Regions from separate parts of the Homo sapiens genome. Here region 2 is linked to region 1. The links are chromatin loops, found by intact Hi-C in ENCODE. Cell type or tissue: sigmoid colon. All regions are shown on one strand. Each heading gives the region's core, and the rest is flanking DNA. Links, peaks and the distances in the headings are about the cores only. Region 1 overlaps ACOT7 (acyl-CoA thioesterase 7). Region 2 overlaps ACOT7 (acyl-CoA thioesterase 7).

The links. Hi-C counts contacts between places; a loop is a spot of excess contacts. Peaks named below come from ENCODE experiments on the same cell type or tissue, not always from the same donor. Only the 100,000 strongest peaks of a DNase experiment are listed, where the experiment ranks them.
Region 2: it touches region 1 in a loop (2.3-fold over the local background); 8 of 110 quality-filtered maps call a loop at or near these places.

What each region holds. Positions count from the first base shown.
Region 1 is chr1:6,325,031-6,333,730 of GRCh38, reverse strand. ACOT7 (acyl-CoA thioesterase 7) reads left to right here. Exons shown (of 9, transcript NM_007274.4): 4 at 163-254; 5 at 6,318-6,432. Among named protein-coding and RNA genes, the nearest start is that of ACOT7, 64 kb to the left of the region's middle. In sigmoid colon, for the core only: no CTCF peak of the experiment used is centred there; a DNase peak (open chromatin) is centred at 4,150; H3K27ac peaks cover 945 bases.
Region 2 is chr1:6,272,749-6,281,448 of GRCh38, reverse strand. ACOT7 (acyl-CoA thioesterase 7) reads left to right here. Exons shown (of 9, transcript NM_007274.4): 8 at 163-347. Among named protein-coding and RNA genes, the nearest start is that of GPR153, 16 kb to the right of the region's middle. RefSeq lists enhancers at 274-823, 1,067-1,932, 5,855-6,445 and a silencer at 7,660-7,826. In sigmoid colon, for the core only: no CTCF peak of the experiment used is centred there; DNase peaks (open chromatin) are centred at 522, 4,818 and 7,927; H3K27ac peaks cover 1,179 bases.

The DNA of each region.
Region 1 (8,700 bases), core at 562-8,561:
GGGCTTGGGGGCTTGGGGGTTGGGGGCCAGAGAGGTGGTGCACACTGTGGTGTGTTTCAGGTACTGGGACCGGGCGCTGGAGCAGCACCTGCCACGTGCCTGGACGCTCACATTCCCACCCCGTCTCCCGGGCGTCACTTAATGTGATTTTCTTCTCTTAAGGTGCCAAAAAGCTGACCAATAAGGCCACCCTGTGGTATGTGCCCCTGTCGCTGAAGAATGTGGACAAGGTCCTCGAGGTGCCTCCTGTTGTGGTAAGGTGCCCTTTCTACTTCTCTCTTGGGGGCAGATGGCAGAGATCAGGTCACCTCACCTGATGTTGGGAGGCTCGTTCAGCTAAGGGTCTCAAGGGAGCAACAGGCCAGAGCTAGGGCACAGGGGGCCAGGTCCGCCAGCAGGCAGTGTCCCCTCTGGGCTGGGCAGGGCATCCCTGGCTCCACAGGAGTTTCTGTCCTGCCTCCGAGGAAACACGGGTGGGGAGGAGACATGTCTGTGTGGGATCTTCTAATGTATGTTTAATTCATGCTGGGAATGTGAGCGCAAGCTGGCCCAGAACCCGTGGACATAAACATCCCTCCAACCTAGGGACCTTTTTGTCACACTCCCTAACCAGAGAAAAGACGGTGACAGGATCGTGATAGTGACATGTCCTTTCGGGAGCCAGGACCACCAGGCTGCGGGGGCCGGGCCAGCTGTTCCCCCGTGGCCCCTGCAAGCTGGTTCTGATCTCTGCTTCTGACGCAGTGGCTGTGGAAACAGTTGTCATATGAGCTTTTGTCTTTCTCCCTTCTTGTCCCCTGCTGGGGTCTGTCTCCTTCTCTGTGTTTCTCTCATTTCTGGCTTCGCTGTGGTTGGAAGCATCTTTCTTTCTTTCTTTCTTTTTGTTTTTTTTGTTTTTTTTTGTTTTTTTGAGACGGAATCTTGCTCTGTTGCCCAGGCTGGAGTGCAGTGGCGCGATCTCGGCTCACTGCAAGCTCCGCCTCCCACGTTCACGCCATTCTCCTGCCTCAGCCTCCTGAGTAGCTGGGACTACAGGCGCCCGCCACCACACCCAGCTAATTATTTTATATATATTTTTTAGTAGAGACGGGATTTCTCCATGTTAGCCAGGATGGTCTTGATCTCCTGACCTCATGATCCACCCACCTCGGCCTCCCAAAGTGCTGGGATTACAGGTGTGAACCACTGCGCCCGGCAGAAGCACCTTTCATAATACCAGTTCATTATGTTGTCAGAGGGGTCCTGCCATGGGCGGGCCTGTGGGCGAAGCCTGTGGAAGCCACACATACAGACTCCTGGAGGGGAGACGTTGGGAATAAAGAAATTTAATTCGTTGCCTAAAAGTACTCCCTCGCCTCCTTCTCCTGTGCCCCAAGTTCATTGGCAAGTCCAAGGACAGATGTGACCAGCTCCTCCCGCAGCCTGACCCTGCGGTCCACAGGCCACAGCCCCCAGGAAGAGCTCTTCTTAGAGGGAAGGAACCAGGATTCTGAGTCTCTGCAGTGTGGGCCCCGGCAGGGAGCTTTTCCTCCGGCTGAGATATATATATAGAATACATTTTTAGAAATAATAAAACTGAGAACCAGATTGTCAGGAATTGGTGCCTGCTCTTTTTGCTTCCAGACCCAATAGAGACGCTGGGTGCTCTTGCCGCTGCCGGCAGCCTTGGTTCCCTCCCCAGCGTTTGCCGGGTGCAGGCCACTTCCCGCCTGTAGGAGGCCTGGCTCTCCATCTTCCCGTGGCCCCCCGGTCACCAGGGCTGATGGGGCCTCGGTCCCTGCTGCCACTGCCCATGTGAGACTGGGGAGGTGCTCCTTGAGACCTGCTTCCTGCCGTCTCTTCTGTCCCCAGCTCCGTGTCTGACCAGGCACCCTGCCAGGGTCTCCTCAGAGGGCAGTGAAGGTCTGGGTGGGGTGTCTCCCCAGGTGGGTGTGGCTGGCTGCCGGGTCCAGCTGCTGTTTGGCCTAGGTTTTGTTTTTTTTTAATCTTGGTGACAGGGGAGCCCTGTCCATATTTAATGGGAAGGGCAGGCTGGTGGCTGCACCTTTGGTTTTATGAGAGCAGGATGGCAGCATGCCAGAATCTGGCCAGTGGGCGGGGGCTCAGGGTCGGGGTGTGGAGTCCGAGGTCTCATATTCCCACCTGACAGTGTCCCGGGGCTGCTGTGACAAAGTGCCACTGACTGGGTAGCTCTCAAACAATAGAAGTTGATTCTGTCACAGTTCTGGAGGCCAGAAGTGCAAAGGTATGGGCAAGGCCCTGCGCCCTCCATTGGCCCCAGGCGAGGATCCCTCCTGGCGTCTCCAGCGCCGGGTGGCTCCAGGCGTCCCTTGGCTGAGGCTGCGTCACTGAAGCTTCTGCCTCCATCTTCGCACGGCCTGCTTACCGGAGTACGGGTCACTGGGCTCAGGGCCCGTCCCATTCTGCTGTGACCTCATTCTAACTGTTTACAACTACAAAGACCTGGTTTTTGGAGCATTTGCATTTTGAGGTTTCAGGTGGATATACATTTTGAGGGATGCTGTTCAACCCACTGCACCAGCCCTCGGTTCAACAACCTCTCCCGTCTCTTGTTCTTGTGGGGCTGTTCTCTCCCTGCTTCTTGGCTGAGATGGAAGTTGTGGTCATTTTCAGCAGTGCTAACTTGGGGGTGATTGAAGACCTAAGGAGCAGGGGTCAGATGGGGGCTCCTGGCTGTTCTCCGCAGAATTGCAAGCACACCCACCCCACGTTCATTCTTTTCTCTAAGCCCTTGGCGTTCAGTGAGCCACATCACATGTAAATATTGAGACATAGCATTTAACGGATTTAATTTTCAGATGCTACCCAGTTCTGAAATCTCTCCCAGGCCCCATGCCTGGCTTCAGCATCTGATGGTGCATCTCAGGCGGGTGATACCGAGGGGCGGGCCTGGACCTGAACACAGTCACTTTTGCTGCCTTGTCGCTTAGGATCGATGCGCCAAGAGCTGTTGGGTTTTTGGCCAGTGGAGGGGACGGGTAGCTTCTGACTCCCCTGGCTCCCATCCCCTCGCTGCAGGGACAGGGTGCTTTCAGCGTGGCCCCTGTTAGCCTCGCCTCTCCTTGCCCAGTAATTAGCTCCCTCCCTCCCACATCCTGGAGGAGCTCCCAGTTGCTTTTTCATTTCCTTTGTAGAGTGGGTTTGATGAGACATAAATACCAACTTGGCCTTGTCGAGGAGTTGTTGAAACCATTCCATGGCTCCGAGGCAGCCGGAGCCGCAGATGGGAGAGGCTGCACGGTTCTCAGCTGCAGCTGTTGTTCAGAGCTCTTTGCACCATCTTCCCCCCAACACACGCTAGGCCCACGTAGTATAAACCTCCCACTGATTTGGAATCTAGGTCTCCTGTTTTTCACTGGTGGGCCCGGCCAGAGGCCTGCTTAGGAATCCCAGAAAGTACAGCTTCCTTCCCTGGCTCCGATGGGCATTTATGCCCATCTGCTGGTGGCCTGGCCACAGGGCTGTCTTATATTGCATGAGCATGCTCCCGCTGACCTTTCTACAGACAGCCATCCCCGATTTAGGAAAATGTACGTCCCTGTATGTATAGATATACAGATATATATTATATATACACATACAAATAGAGATGTCACATACGTATGCATGTAGATATCTTGAACACGCACACACACACACACACCACACACACACACTGGTTTCCTGGATGTGTGCGTCTCCCTGGAGGAACCCAGCTGCCGGCCATGCGCACAGTCGTCTAGCGCAGGATGTCTTTTCTTTGCTCCACCTTCCTCCCCAGCCTGCCTGCAGCTTTCCCAGTGAGCAGGGAACCTCGGTGGGCCTGTGATGGGCCCGAGGGGCCCCAGGATGACCAGAGGGGCAGCCGCAGCCCTGGACAGGCTGAGTGGCTGTCGGGGGTGGATGCTTTGGTTTTTTTCAAATGTCTGAATATGTGCTCTAGCGAAGAGGTTCACAGCCTGTCTCTCAGATATTTGGGCCACGCTGTCTGCTGCTTCAGATCAGTTGGGTTTGATGAGCTCTCGGGGGTGAGAGTTAGGTGCCAGCCATCATTAAAATGTTCCAGCGGTTTTGTTCCCAGATGGAAAGGCAGCATTGGGGAGGAGGCTGGGCTTCTCCTCATGGCTTGTGTCCAGGACTGGGCCCCATCATTTCCCTGTGCGCCTGCCAAGCCCAGACAAATGTACTGGATACCATGAGGATTTATTAGACCGGGGGCTGGCTCCTTTAAAAAAAAAAATCCCTTTAAAAGGCATCTCTTGAGGATGCTGAAGTTCACCCACCAATGTTCCTAGGTAGATACACAGCACAGACTCTCTTCTCACAGTCGTTACTTGGCCGGTGGAACATTAGGACGTGGTTTATTTATGGAGGAAAAGGTTGAATTATCCACTGCAACTTAAAACACTCCCCACAGTTTGCTTCTTTTGAACAAACGCTTCAGCTCCCTTCTCAGCCTCTTTTGAAGATGGGTTCTCAACTGAAGATGATGGGTAGTTACGCCGAGGAACGGTGAATGGTGCTGAGACCCTGCACAATTTTGGAGCTGAGCCATGAGCAGGAATTATCGAGATGTTTAAAACTGGCTTTTGAAAGAAGGCCTAACACAGCCGTCTGAAGTGAACTTGCTTAGGTCAGAGGGGCTTCAACAGGCGGCCGAGGGGCCCAGAGGGGCCCTGAGTTCCGTGGCTTCCCCACAAGCTCAGCTGGAATGGTTGGTTGAGTGAATGTGAGAGCAGAAGTGGAGGCTAATCAGAACAGCCAGGTGGTAGTCGGCCCCTGGCCAGGCCAAGGGGGAGGGAGAAGGTCGTGGGGGATGGAGCAGGCAGAGGGTCTGGAACCAGCCTGCGGCCAGCACACAGGCCCCGAGGGCCCCTCCGAGGGTCCCATCCGAGTGTGGTGCATCCCCTCCAGTGTGCACAGCAGGGCAGTGAGTGAACCGTCTGTTACGTCCAAGAAATGCAGTATCCCCCTGCTGTGTCCCGGGACTCAGGAGCTTTGGCTTTTGTGCTGAGTTGTTGGTGTTTTTTATTTATTTATTTATTTTTTTAGACGGAGTCTCGCTCTGTCGCCCAGGCTGGAGTGCAGTGGCGCAATCTCGGCTCACTGCAACCTCCATCTCCCGGATTCAAGCGATTCCCTTGCCTCAGCCTCCCGAGTGGCTAAGACTACAGGTGCCCACCACCACCCCTGGCTAATTTTGGTATTTTTAGTAGAGGCGGGGTTTCACCATGTTGGCCAGGGGTTTCACCATGTTGGCCAGGCTAGTCTCGAACTCCTGACCTCAAGTGATCCACCCGCCTCAGCCTCCCAAATTGCTGGGATTACAGGCACGAGCCACCATGCCCGGCCTGTGCTGAGTCTTATAGTCACATTTATTTTTAACTTCTGGAGTCAAAACCCCTGTGATTCATTTGGAGAGCCGTGGGAGGACAGTTCCATCTTTTACTGCCCATTCTCTACCAATATATAACCTGTTTGATTGGCCAAGGGTCAGCAGGGACACACAGGGTTCCTGCTCTGTCATGGACTTTGGAGAGTGGGTGGGGCCTTTTTGAGGATCCCTTTATTCTGTAATGAATCCTAGGAAGCAATGGGACAGTGCAAAATGATTTTAAGTAACCTAGGATCAGTATGGTTTTAATAGTGAAAAAGCGGGGGCCGGGCACGGTGGCTCACGCCTGTAATCCCAGCACTTTGGGAGGCTGAGGCGGGCAGATCGCAAGGTCAAGAGATCAAGATGAGCCTGGCCAACATCGTGAAACCCCATCTCTACTAAAAATACAAAAATTAGCCGGGCATGGTGGCGGGCACCTGTCGTCCCAGGTACCGGGGAGGCTGAGGCAGGAGAATCACTTGAACCCGGGAGGCAGAGGTTGCAGTGAGCTGAGATCACGCCACTGCACTTCAGCCTGGGACAGAGCGAGACTCCATCTCAAAAACAAAGAAAAGAAAAGTAAAGAAAAATTGGGAACAAGCTAAGTGCCCACATAGTTACAAAAATTACGTTAAATAGATACACGGTTGCTTTTAAGCTCCACATACAGCACCATAGAGCTTTTTATATATTTGTAGGCATTAAAGCAATTCCAGGAAGGATCTAAACCAAACACTTGACCCAGGTTGTCTCTCTGGGGAGTGGAGCCACATGGGATTTCACTGTTTCTGTATTCTTATTACTTATATTAAAACACACATGAACAGAAGAAAAAATAGTCCCAGTTACACAAGGCTATAAGGGCCTGGGATCATGGCCGCCCAGCGAGGGGAGGAGGCCGTGTCCTGCCTGGGCCTGACCTGTCTTTGGTTTCTCGCAGTATTCCCGGCAGGAGCAGGAGGAGGAGGGCCGGAAGCGGTATGAAGCCCAGAAGCTGGAGCGCATGGAGACCAAGTGGAGGAACGGGGACATCGTCCAGCCAGTCCTCAACCCAGGTAAGAGCCGCGGACACCAGCAGCAGGTGCCACTCCTCACCGGGGACGCATAGGAGGCAGGAGCAGGCCGGGCCTACGTGAGCCTCATGCTTGAGGTTCCCCAGGTGCTGAGCATGCTCTCCGGGAACCAGTTTCTCTGGGGTCCCCAGGGAGGGCTGTCCCCCAGCCCCGCCCTGAGCCATGTAGACCCCTCCAGTCACACACCTGGAAGGCGACCTGCGTGACTCAGGGAGTCCCAGAGGGCACTGTGCGTGGGGCCTCCATTGCCAGGCAGGTGGTGTGCACCTGTTCACAAGGAATTTGTTTTTGTTGTATCTTTTCCTTGTGTTCGCTCAGTGGCTTGTTCTTTTCTTTTTTTTTTTTTTTTGAGTTGGAGTCTTGCTATGTCACACAAGCTGGAGTGCACTGGCACAATCTTGGCTCACTGCAGCCTCTGCCTCCTGGGTTCAAGTGATTCTCCTGCCTCAGCCTCCCGAGTAGCTGGTATTACAATTACAGGCATGTGCCACCATGCCCGGCTAATTTTTGTATTTTTAGTAGAGATGGGGTTTCACCATATTGGCCAGGCTGGTCTCTAACTCCTGACCTCAAGTGATGAGCCTGCCTTGGCCTCCCAAAGTGCTGAGATTACATGTGTGAACCACCACACCTGGCCAAGTGGCTTGTTCTTGATGGGATTTCCAACTCATCCAAAAAAGAAAAAAACGGCAGCAGCTGTTCAAGCGCCACTTCTTCCCGGCCCCACTGTTCAGACATTGATTGGAGGAGGGGCTCTGCCAGTAGGCACTGGGCTCTGTGGCATGCCCAGTTTCCCTGTGGTGTTGGTCCCTTCTGCCATCCATCCTCTTGCTCTCATGTCAGGGTGCTCTGGCTTTAACAAAATGTTCACTCAAAATCTAAACGAAGGCACGATGAGATGTTTTGCCTCAAGCAAGGACTTTCTACCCAGAGAACTCCCCGCGTTCCTAGAAACAATTCAGGGCAGGGGGCCCTGGGGAGCATCTGTCCCCCTAGGAAAAGGGTGAGCCCTCGGGGGCAGGCAACGAGCATTACCCCTCTCCCTACTGCACACATGGTGGTCATGTTGTCGTAGTGGCAGGAGAACTCCCTCCAGGACGCACTGTGTGCTTCTCTGCCTCCCTGCGATGGCCTGGGCTCGTGGCACATTCGTGCTCTGTGCTGGGTTCCACAGGGTACCTCATGCGGGATGGCAGCCTGAGGAGGGTTTGCTGCCCCCCACCATGCCTTGGGAGACCCTGGTCATGGTGGGTGTTTGAGTTTCTTACTCAGCTTTCTCTGTTTTGCCTCCACCCTCAGCAGTGGTGGAGGACCTGCCTCAAGTAATCCCTTTCCCCCTTGGATGTGCCTGTGATGTGGGCTCCACTCTGGGGTCCACCTGCTCCTAGCCCTGCCGAGAGGCGCCCTGGCCCCTGCTAACCTGGACTCGGGGCATTGTTATGGCCGCTCACCTCCCTTGCTTAGTCCACATAAGCACCAAAGGGGACTGGTGAAAACCCAGTGGGCGCACAGATGAGAGCATGGCTTTCTGGGCTTGGCTGCTGGCATGCAGCAGGAGTGTGCTTGTTTTCTGGGCGGGTCAACTTGAGGCTTGAACAGGAGTTTGTGTGTATTTGGTCTCACATGTGTGTCTCTGACTCAGTCTGTGCTCCAGCCTCAACTTGCCAAAAGCGGACTGGTTGTCACCTTAGGCCAGTGGGACTGGGTAGGTCGGTTTCTTTACTGTTGGGGAAACCACTGTAGGTTTCCTCTCTTTTCATGTCTGCTTTTTAACAAACACCAAAAAAAGAAAGAAAGAAAATTAATGTGTCAGTATTAATAGAAAGAATGGTGCTGCTTTGATGAAACCCCAGTAAAGAGATATCTTTTTTTTTTTTTAATTTGAGGCAGAATCTCGCTCTATCCTCCTGGCTGGAGTGCAGTGGCGCGATCTCAGCTCACTGCAAGCTCTGCCTCCCGGGTTCACGCCATTCTCCTGCCTCAGCCTCCCCAGTAGCTGGGACTACAGGCGCCCGCCACCATGCCCCACTTATTTTTTGTATTTTTAGTAGAGATGGGGTTTCACCGTATTAGCCAGGATGGTCTCGATCTCCTGACCTCGTGATCCGCCCACCTCGGCCTCCCAAAGAGCTGGGATTACAGACGTGAGCCACTGCGCCCGGCTGAGATATCTTTTAAAAATAAAATTTAAACAGCCAGTTTATCAACACAGCAATACACCAGACAGGCCTGGAGGCACGTGCTGGGGCA
Region 2 (8,700 bases), core at 219-8,218, 52 kb after region 1:
CTAACGACACATTCTAATATTCTGTTATTTGAACATCTGGTAGTCAGCCAAGCCACTGCTTCCCCTAACCAAGTGTCTGCCTGCTGACCACAGAAACGCCAGTGTCCCCCGCCCAGCCGTGGGGTGGAGGCCGCCCTGACCCCCGCCCTCCCTTCTCCACAGGCTGCGTCATCACCATCTCGGGACGCATGACCTTCACGAGCAATAAGTCCATGGAGATCGAGGTGTTGGTGGACGCCGACCCTGTTGTGGACAGCTCTCAGAAGCGCTACCGGGCCGCCAGTGCCTTCTTCACCTACGTGTCGCTGAGCCAGGAAGGCAGGTCGCTGCCTGTGCCCCAGCTGGTGGTGAGTGCGCATCCTTGGAACGGCGGCCCCTCCCTGCCAGGCAGCCCTAGGGTCCCTGTGTTTGGGCCTCCAGGGGGAATCTGTGCCTGCATGAGTCCTGTCCTGTCAGTAGGGGTCAGAGTAGGGCTGGGCCTGGCCACTGCCGTGACCGGTGACCTCGGGCTGCGGGGCTGATCCGGTGAGGCCTTGAGAAGGAACGCTTCATAACCAGCGGGTAGGCCTTTGGGCTGTACTCCCAGGGCCCGTGGGGTGGGGCTGGGCAGACAGGACAAGAGAGACAGACCCCTTTAAGAGCGCCTTAGCATGGCTGCTGCCTGGGCGTCCAGGTCGCCTCTGAGTGTGGCGCCTTGGTGTTCCCTGGCATTGTGTAAGAATGCTGGAGGGGGATGAGGACCGTGCCCTGGGTCCCCCATCCTCTGCTGAAGGGCCTGCTGGGAAGCTGGAGGGGTGGGCTCCCTCCAGGTGGTCCTGGCCTGCAGGTCCTGCCTGATGAGACCAAGCCAGGCTGGTGGGCTCTGGGCTGAGGGTCCCAGCCCCTTGGCCTTTCTCCTCCTCATGCAGGGCAGGTGGGGTGGGCGTGTGCAGGCCACACGCACTCGTTCACAGGGGCTGCTGCCCCCAGGTGTCCACATCCCCTGAGCTCTGCCACGTTTGAGAGCTGGTGGTTCTCCGCCTGGCATGGACTCTGTAGGGTCACAGACATCGACAGGGTTCGCGCGGCCCAAAGAGGCAGCTTCCCTGTCTCTGTCATAAGAACAGAGGTTCCCCATCCTGGCTGACCCCAGGGGCTCTGCAGCCTTTGGGGTGGTCCTGATTTCTCTTTGAACCAGCTCTTGTGTCTGTCACTGAGGGGAGCAAGAGGAAAGCAGAGCTGTAGGAGCTTCCTGCCCCTCCGGGGAGCGAGGATGCGGGAACAGAGCAGCTGGGAGCAGGCGGGTGCCCGCAGGCCTCTTGGGAGCTGGCGTTCTCATGGAAGTGGCCAGGCAGGCACCACGGCCCTGCGAGGCTGACCCCTGATTCCAGAGGTTCTCGAGGCCCCTGCCCCCGCGGCGTCTGCTCCCCACGCAGATCCGCAAGCATTTGCTGCTCAGCCTCCCGGAGAGGAGCGTGCACTGAAATCTCTGGGGCGAACATGCACTGAAAACCCATTCCTCTCAGAGCCTGGAGCACGGCCTGTCGCTTCCCCACATGGCTGAGGAGGGCCGCCGAGTCGCCCCAGCTGCTTTGTTTCCCAGTCGAGGCTGAGGCCCCTCCAAGCCCCTCTCCCAGCCCTGCCCCTTCCTGGAGTGGAGGAGCTCATGCCTCACCAGGGCCCGTGGTGGTAGCGCCAGGTGTGGTGTGTGAGCTGTCAGGCCCAGCGAGTACCCTCCGCTGCCAACTCCAGGCCAGCTCTTCGCTGGAGTTGGGTGCCGGCCTCTCCCAGGTCGGGTGGGCTGAGTAGAGGAGCTGATGGTGAACCTGGACTTGATGGATGAGGAGGACTCGGCCAGGCTGAAAGGAAGGAAAGTGAGTGGTGGGTGCCCCCAGCACGGCACTAACACAATGCCTGTGACCCACCCTTGCATGACTCTCGTGACCAGGCCCCTCTTTGACTTGGGGCTTACGAGGCATGCTCCCCTTCTGGTGCGAGGACTGCTCCATGCCTTCAGCCCCACAGCCTCTTCTGTGGCAAAGTACCCTAGGCTGCCACCCTCCTGCCCCATCAGGGCTGGCTCTGCTGCCTGCTCCTTCCTCCCTCATCTGCCCCCACCCCTCCCCATTTACTTGTAAGCCTACCCGCCTTGCCCTGGCCCACCGTGCCACCCATCGGCCCTTGGCAGGATGGTGTCCTCCCTCCACGTCGCCTGGGCTGGTCCGCAGTCGTTCCTCAGCCCCTGACCCTGCTATGAGGCTCCAGCCTCCTCTGTCCTTGACCTTCAGCCCTGTGTCTGGTTCTCCTTTCACCTTGGACACGCCTTCTCCAAACTTGCCTGCTTTTCTCGGCCATGAAGTATGGGCTCCACTCCCACCTGGGCCCGCTCTGGTCTCTCCCCATGGACCCGACGCCCCTCCCATGACGCTTTTCAGCGTGGCTGCTGTCTGTCCTGATGCTGAATCCCCCACCTGACCCAGGCACATTTCCGAAGCTCTCTCCTTCCCCGCCCCCTACCTCTTCCTGCCTCCTGGACAAACTTTCCCAGTTCTGTCTTCCCTCTGCGGGCAGCATGGACAGACGCAAGGACACGCCCTGTCTGCTGTCCGCTCCCTGTCTGTAGCACAGCTGACCAGGCCCTCAGTGAAGCCTGCGCTCCCTGGATGGGGGACCCTGTAGTGTCTGTAGGGATACTCCAGCCTCCCCGGCCACCACACGGTCCCCGAACCCTTGGCTTTGACATGTCCTAACCTGTGGCCCTTCTCTCCTGGGGTGGTCAGATCCATGGTCTGTGCCTCGAGCATCGCCTGTGTGTTGTATTGACTCCCAAATTGACTTGGCCAGTGCTGCCCCTCAACAGGGTTCCCAAAAGCATCACAAATACAGTTTGTCCTGAATGGAACTCATTATCACACCCGCAAAAAAATCCCTCTCCGCCTCTGTGCTGCTCTGGAAGTCTGGGAACCCAGCTGGCTCCTCCCTACTCCCCCCATGCCCACGCCCACCCAGTGCCGCTCCACTCCTCTCCCGAACAGCTCTTACTGCCCCGTCCCCATGGGGCCCCTGCTCAGTCCTCAGCTGCTCCTTCCTCTGTTCCTGGTGCTCTCAATGTGACCCTTCCCTGCAGCCCAGGAAACTGGTCATCAAAATCCGAGTTGCTCCCTCTCCCACCGAAATGCACGGTGGCTCCTCCATGCCCTGGGTGTGGGTGCAGCAAGCTCACTCCTGCCCGGCGCCTGTGCACCTGCTGCTCCCATCTGGACCACCCTCCCCAGAGCCTCCTGGAGCTACAGCACTTCTCAGACGTTTTTTCCTTAGAAGGGCACCCACAACCGCTCTAGAGAAGCGTCGCCTCCGCCACCCCAGACCCCCTCCCAACCACCCCCCGCCACTGCAGACGCTGCGTGGACTGTCAGGCTCACATATCCAGGAGCAGGCGCCTGGCTGCCCGGGTCAGCCAGAGCTCTAAACTTACTAGCTGTGTGGCCTTAGGCACGCACTTTCTATGTGCCTCGGTTTCCTCATCTGTACGGTGGTGATGGACACGGTGCCCACCATGTGGGGTGGGTGAAGATGGGGGGCCTTCATCATCTGCTGCTGTTCACCTGCTCTCCCTGGGGCCTCACACCCTCTCAGAGGGAGGAGTAAACAAACAGTGAAGATAGAGGAAGTTGAATGGTGTCCAGGGTCACGAAGAAGACAGCAGGGAATGAGGGGATCGGAGTGTGCCGGGGGACAGGTACAATTTTAAATATGTTCCTTCCCAAGGAAAGCCTCAGCGGAGGCCTGGAGTCAGGGAGGAAGGGCAGGAGCTGTCTTGTGGGGACCATTCAGGTGAAGGGAACGGCGAGGGCCAAAGGCGCAGAGCCACTGTCTGTAACGGGGGAGCTTGGGGACAGTGACACACCCGAGGCCACCCGGCTAGGACGGGGCAGGGCTGGGGAGAGAGGGCTGGTGGGAGTCTATGGGGCTCACGCATATGGGCGTAAAGTAGAGGAGGATCTGGGTGACCTGTGCTTTGAACAGGCTTCAGTGCAGGTTGATGGGGTGCCCTGGGGCATCTCCCAATAGCAGCCCTTCAAAGCTGATAGTGGGGGGCATCCTCCCAGGTTGGCAGCGGCTGCAGGCGTGGTTGGTGTTTGCCCACCAATGACGGTTCCCTCTCCCGGCTGCCCCCAGCTGGGCTGTGCACACTGGTTGTGGGGTCAGGACCACTGCACCTACCCCAGCACTCAGCTGGTTCAGGGAGACCAGTGCAGTGACCACGAGGGGCCAGCGATCCATGGGCTCTCAGGGAGGGGACCTCTGTGCCTCACGTTCCCCACTCCCTATAGAGTCCAACCTGAGGGGGTCCACCCTTGTGTGGATAGCAGCCTGCGGTCACGGAGGCTTTTGGGGCCGCGCCTGTGACCTTCCCAGAGCCAGCTGGGGAGCAGTCCTGGGGCCGCCCCTTCCAGAACTCCATACCCTGGGGGGGGGTGGTCAGAGTGCAGGAGGAGGGCCAGCCCTGGGGGAAGGGGCTGCAGAGGGGCAGGGAAGGGCGCCAGCTTGAATGGAGGGAATGGCAGCCCATCCCCTGGGTGTGGCCGCGTCATGTTGATCTACGCTGTTATTTCTCACTCATTAAAGATGGTCTTTGATTCTTCACTGAGGTGTCCTGGGGCCCATGGATGTCAATGTTGATGTTGATAGAAATAGCCACTGGCGGGGCAGGCTGCCCGGAGAGGGATTTTCAGCTCTCACTTGGGGACTGCCCACATGAGCACGAGTTCTGGGCTGGGAGCACGTGTGTGCTCCGTGCGGTGAACCTGCATGTGCGTTCCGTCCCTCCAGATGTGCCCTGGCGGCCCCTCCTCCTACTCCCAGTCGCCTCCCTCATCCCCACGTCAGCTTTCTTCAGCCTCCTGTCTATTTTTAGCTCCCTTCCCCAGGGCCTGGCTGACACGGATGCAGCCTCTCTGCTTGGAGTTGCGTCTCCATGAATATTTTATGCTGGGGGCTGCCGCACCCGCTCCGGGCAGCTGCCAGCACTTCCCGGTCTCGGTCTCGTATTAGAAGAGGCCAACTCAGCGCGTAGAGGCAGGCCTCCCCGTGGCAGTGCCCTCTGACCTTGGGCCGAAGGGGGCTGGAGAAGTGGCTTGTGGGGAGGGACAGCAGGACGCAGGCGGCAGCAGACAGATGTGGGAAGGCTTTTCAGCCTGCAGGAGGGTCAGAGCCGTGTGTCTGCTGAAGCGGAGGACGTCCCTGGCACCTCAGGTGGGGGCTGTACTTGCCTCTGATTCTTGCAGGCGTGGGCATTGTAGCCTCTACAGGCCCAGGGAGTTGGGGCTGAGAACTTGTGGGTCCCAGCCTGGGCCTGAGGAGGAGGTGTAGACAGGGCGGGGTGAGGGGCTCGCTGAGGCCCCTGACCAGGGAGAAGCCTGTAGCCTGTTCCATGGCTGTCAGGGCTGAGTGAGCGCCGTGACCCCACTGCTTCCTGGGCACACTGGGGAGGGGATGTGTCCCCAGATTAGCCGAGGCTCCAACTGTGCAACCACATTATGCAGGGCAGGGTCTTTGCAAAGCAGGCTTCCAAACTGGAGGGAGCCCATCCCAGAGGGTCTCTCTGGTGCTCATGAACACACATCTCCCGAGGTGGCCAGCCCAGGACTCCGAGCTTCAGTCTTTAGCCACCGAAATGTTTTCTGGATGGAAGTGGGAGGCAGTAATGAAGGCAGGTGCGGCCATCTTTTTTTTTTTTTTTTTTTTTTTTTGAGACGGAGCCTCACTCTGTCGCCCAACCTGGAGTGCAATGGCTGGATCTCGGCTCACTGCAACCGCTGCCTCCCGGGTTCAAACGATTCTCCTGCCTCAGCCTCCCGAGTAGCTGGGATTACAGGCGCATGCCACCATTCCTTATTAATTTTTGTATTTTTAGTAGAAATGGGGTTTCACCATGTTGGCCAGGCTGGTCTCGTGATCCACCTGCCTCGGCCTCCCAAAGTGCTAGGATTACAGGCGTGAGCTACCGCGCCTGGCCTAGCTGTGGCCATCTTTACCTTGCCTTTCAGAGCTGCCTCATGCATAGCCAGGGGAGTTCCAAGAACTCAGGGAAAACGCACCCTGTTGAGCTTTGTCCGCTCTGACGTGCCCCGACCTAGAAGAGGCCCTGAGACCCTTGGGCTCCTTCAGGTTGAGGGAGCCCTACCAGGCCGGGGGCCATTCTCAGCAGGTTTGTTTTCTGGTTAGGAAGCCAGGGCAGCTGGATGCAGAGGCTGCTGCCTGTCTCCTGGGTGGGCAAGGGACTGGAGGGGCAGGGGAGGCTTCCTCTTGGGTGGTGCCTGGGTACAGGTCATTGAAGCCGGAGGCTTCAGGGAACGCCAACCCCTCTGCGAGCTGGTGTGTCTGCTCACAGATGCTTCCCATCCCCAGACAGGAGGCGGGCACCAGGCAGGGAGTCACTCGCCAGGGGTCGCACGGCCAGCAGGCCCATCTGTGACTTCACTGACTGGGAAAGGGGGCCGCTCACTGCTGTCATCGATGCCACTGTGCTTTCTCCCAGCCAGGCCCTACTGTGGGGTCCTGGGAGGAGCCCTGCCTGAGAACCCTTCTGTGCAAGAACCTAAACCCTGGGAGTCCCAACGCGCTGCCCACCTGCACTGCGCCGCCCACCCACACCGCGCTCAGCCCAGGGCCTTTGCTTCAGCCCCAGATGATCTCAGGACCAGTGCTGGGCAGGTGACTGAACCTCCACAGGCCACTGTGGAGTGTGGGGGTTGGGGCACATTTTAGTGGAAAGTTTTCCACTCCAGTTTGATTCTTTTGCCTCTGCTGGGGCCTTATGTGAGGCGTGGCCTCAGCACAGACCCACACAACTTTCAGAAGGCTCTGGAACATGGTGCCCACCTCGCTTCTGCTGCTGCCCTATGACCTCCTTCTCCTGGCCTCAGCTGGTTCACCTGCATGAGTGCAGGGGCCGGGTAAGCCCCGCGCCAGCCGAGAGGACAGCGTGGCATGGGCTGGAGCGTCCGGAAGGAGGGCACTGTTTGACCTGCTGTTCAGCTGGAGGGGCGGGATGGGCCCCAGGGCTTAAGTCAGCTGAAAGGCCCTCTGCAGCCTTCTGGAAGTTGTCTGCCATGCAGTGCTGAGGGCCACAGCTTTGTGACGCACTGATGTGGGGGCTGCAGACAGAGCAGGCTGGAGATGCCTCTTGGCTGTGGCTGTCTTGAGCCGTCGCCAGGCTGTTACCCCAAGTTCCCTCTCCGTGCCTTCTCAGTGATGCTGTAATTGGAAGGTCCCTCGCCCCTTTGCACTTAGGAGGAAGCATGGGGCAAGCTTTCCATGATGGTGCCTGCTGCTCCCCACCCCCAGGACCTGCCTGACCCCCAGGCACGGTGTGCAGAGGGGCCTGGGGTCCTCGCATGGGCCCCGTTCCTCTCGAAGAAGCCTCAGGAGCAGAGGTGGCCATTCCTGACCGTGTCCAGGCCGGACCAGGACAAGAAGAGAGGTCCGGTCCCAGGATGTAGGACAGAGAAAGAGGTCCCCACGTGGGGCCTTTGTCACGGGGCAGGGCCCTAGGGTCTCTGCTGCCTCGACATCCTAGACACCCCGTTGCCACAGGCTCCTGCTGGCAGGGAGGGGCCGCACCTACTCCCAGAGAATTTCACTAGCAAAAGAGTGGGCGGAAGCACTGTGTGGTGGCCGCGCGCAGCCTCTGCACTCGCCCTGGGATGGGCACCGCTGCGCCCGTGTGCGGGCTCTTACACTGGCTTCCTTTGTTTGTTTGGCCAAGATTGGACTTTTGGAATAATTTTTTAATTGTTGACTAATTTAGGAAATTCAGCTGTTACTGGAGTGCAGAAGGTTGACGGTGTGTTCCTGGAAGGGCTTGGTGAACCGCCTGCCGCGTTTGGCCATTAGTGAGGGAAGCCCTGCCCCCCTCCTGCCCCCACCTTGCTGCCAGCCCACAGGCGTGAGTCATGGACTGGAATATTCATGAGGCTCAGAATCCAGTGTCGTGCTCTCTGTTCCTTTTGCCTGCATTTAGCGGGAGTCAGTCTTGTGATGGGAAAATACCTGCATCCTGAAGCTGCCCCTGTCGCCTCATTGGTTAGCGCTTAGGAACATCCGGTGGCCAGTGAGTCCCATGTGCCTAGAACCCGAGCATGGGTGCTGAGAAGGAGGTTGGCGCAGATGAGAGCATGTAGCCCTCCCCTCCAGCCTGGCTCTCGCCTTCCCTCTGCCTGAGCCCAGACTCTTTCTCCAGCCACCTTTCATGTTTCTGCTCTGCATATATCTCTGAAAGATCCACTGTGTCCAGACAGCCACACACTGGCCCTTCTGAGCGGCACTGGTAGGTAGCTCTTCTGATGCCACTGTGGCCTAACCGGCTGCGGGGGGTTAAAAACCCACCTGGGCACAGTGAGCTGCTCATGTTCTCCCCCTGGAGGTTTACAGAAGGCTCTGCTCAGAGCCAGGCCTGGGGGGCATACAACAGAGTGTGGGATGGAGCCTTGGGGCCTCTCTGTCCCCACTGCTGTCAGATTTGTGACACGGACAGAGTGAGCACTGCCAGGAGGGGGGCTGTACCAGGAGAGGCCCGTGGGTGGGATTTCCAGAGGATTCAGTGAACCGAGGGAGCATCCCGGCTAGACCCAGGGTGCTGCGGAAGGTGAGCGAGAGATCTGTCAGGGAGGCCTGGAAAGGTTGTTGGGCCCATGTGAGGTCCTGGCCATGGGACTT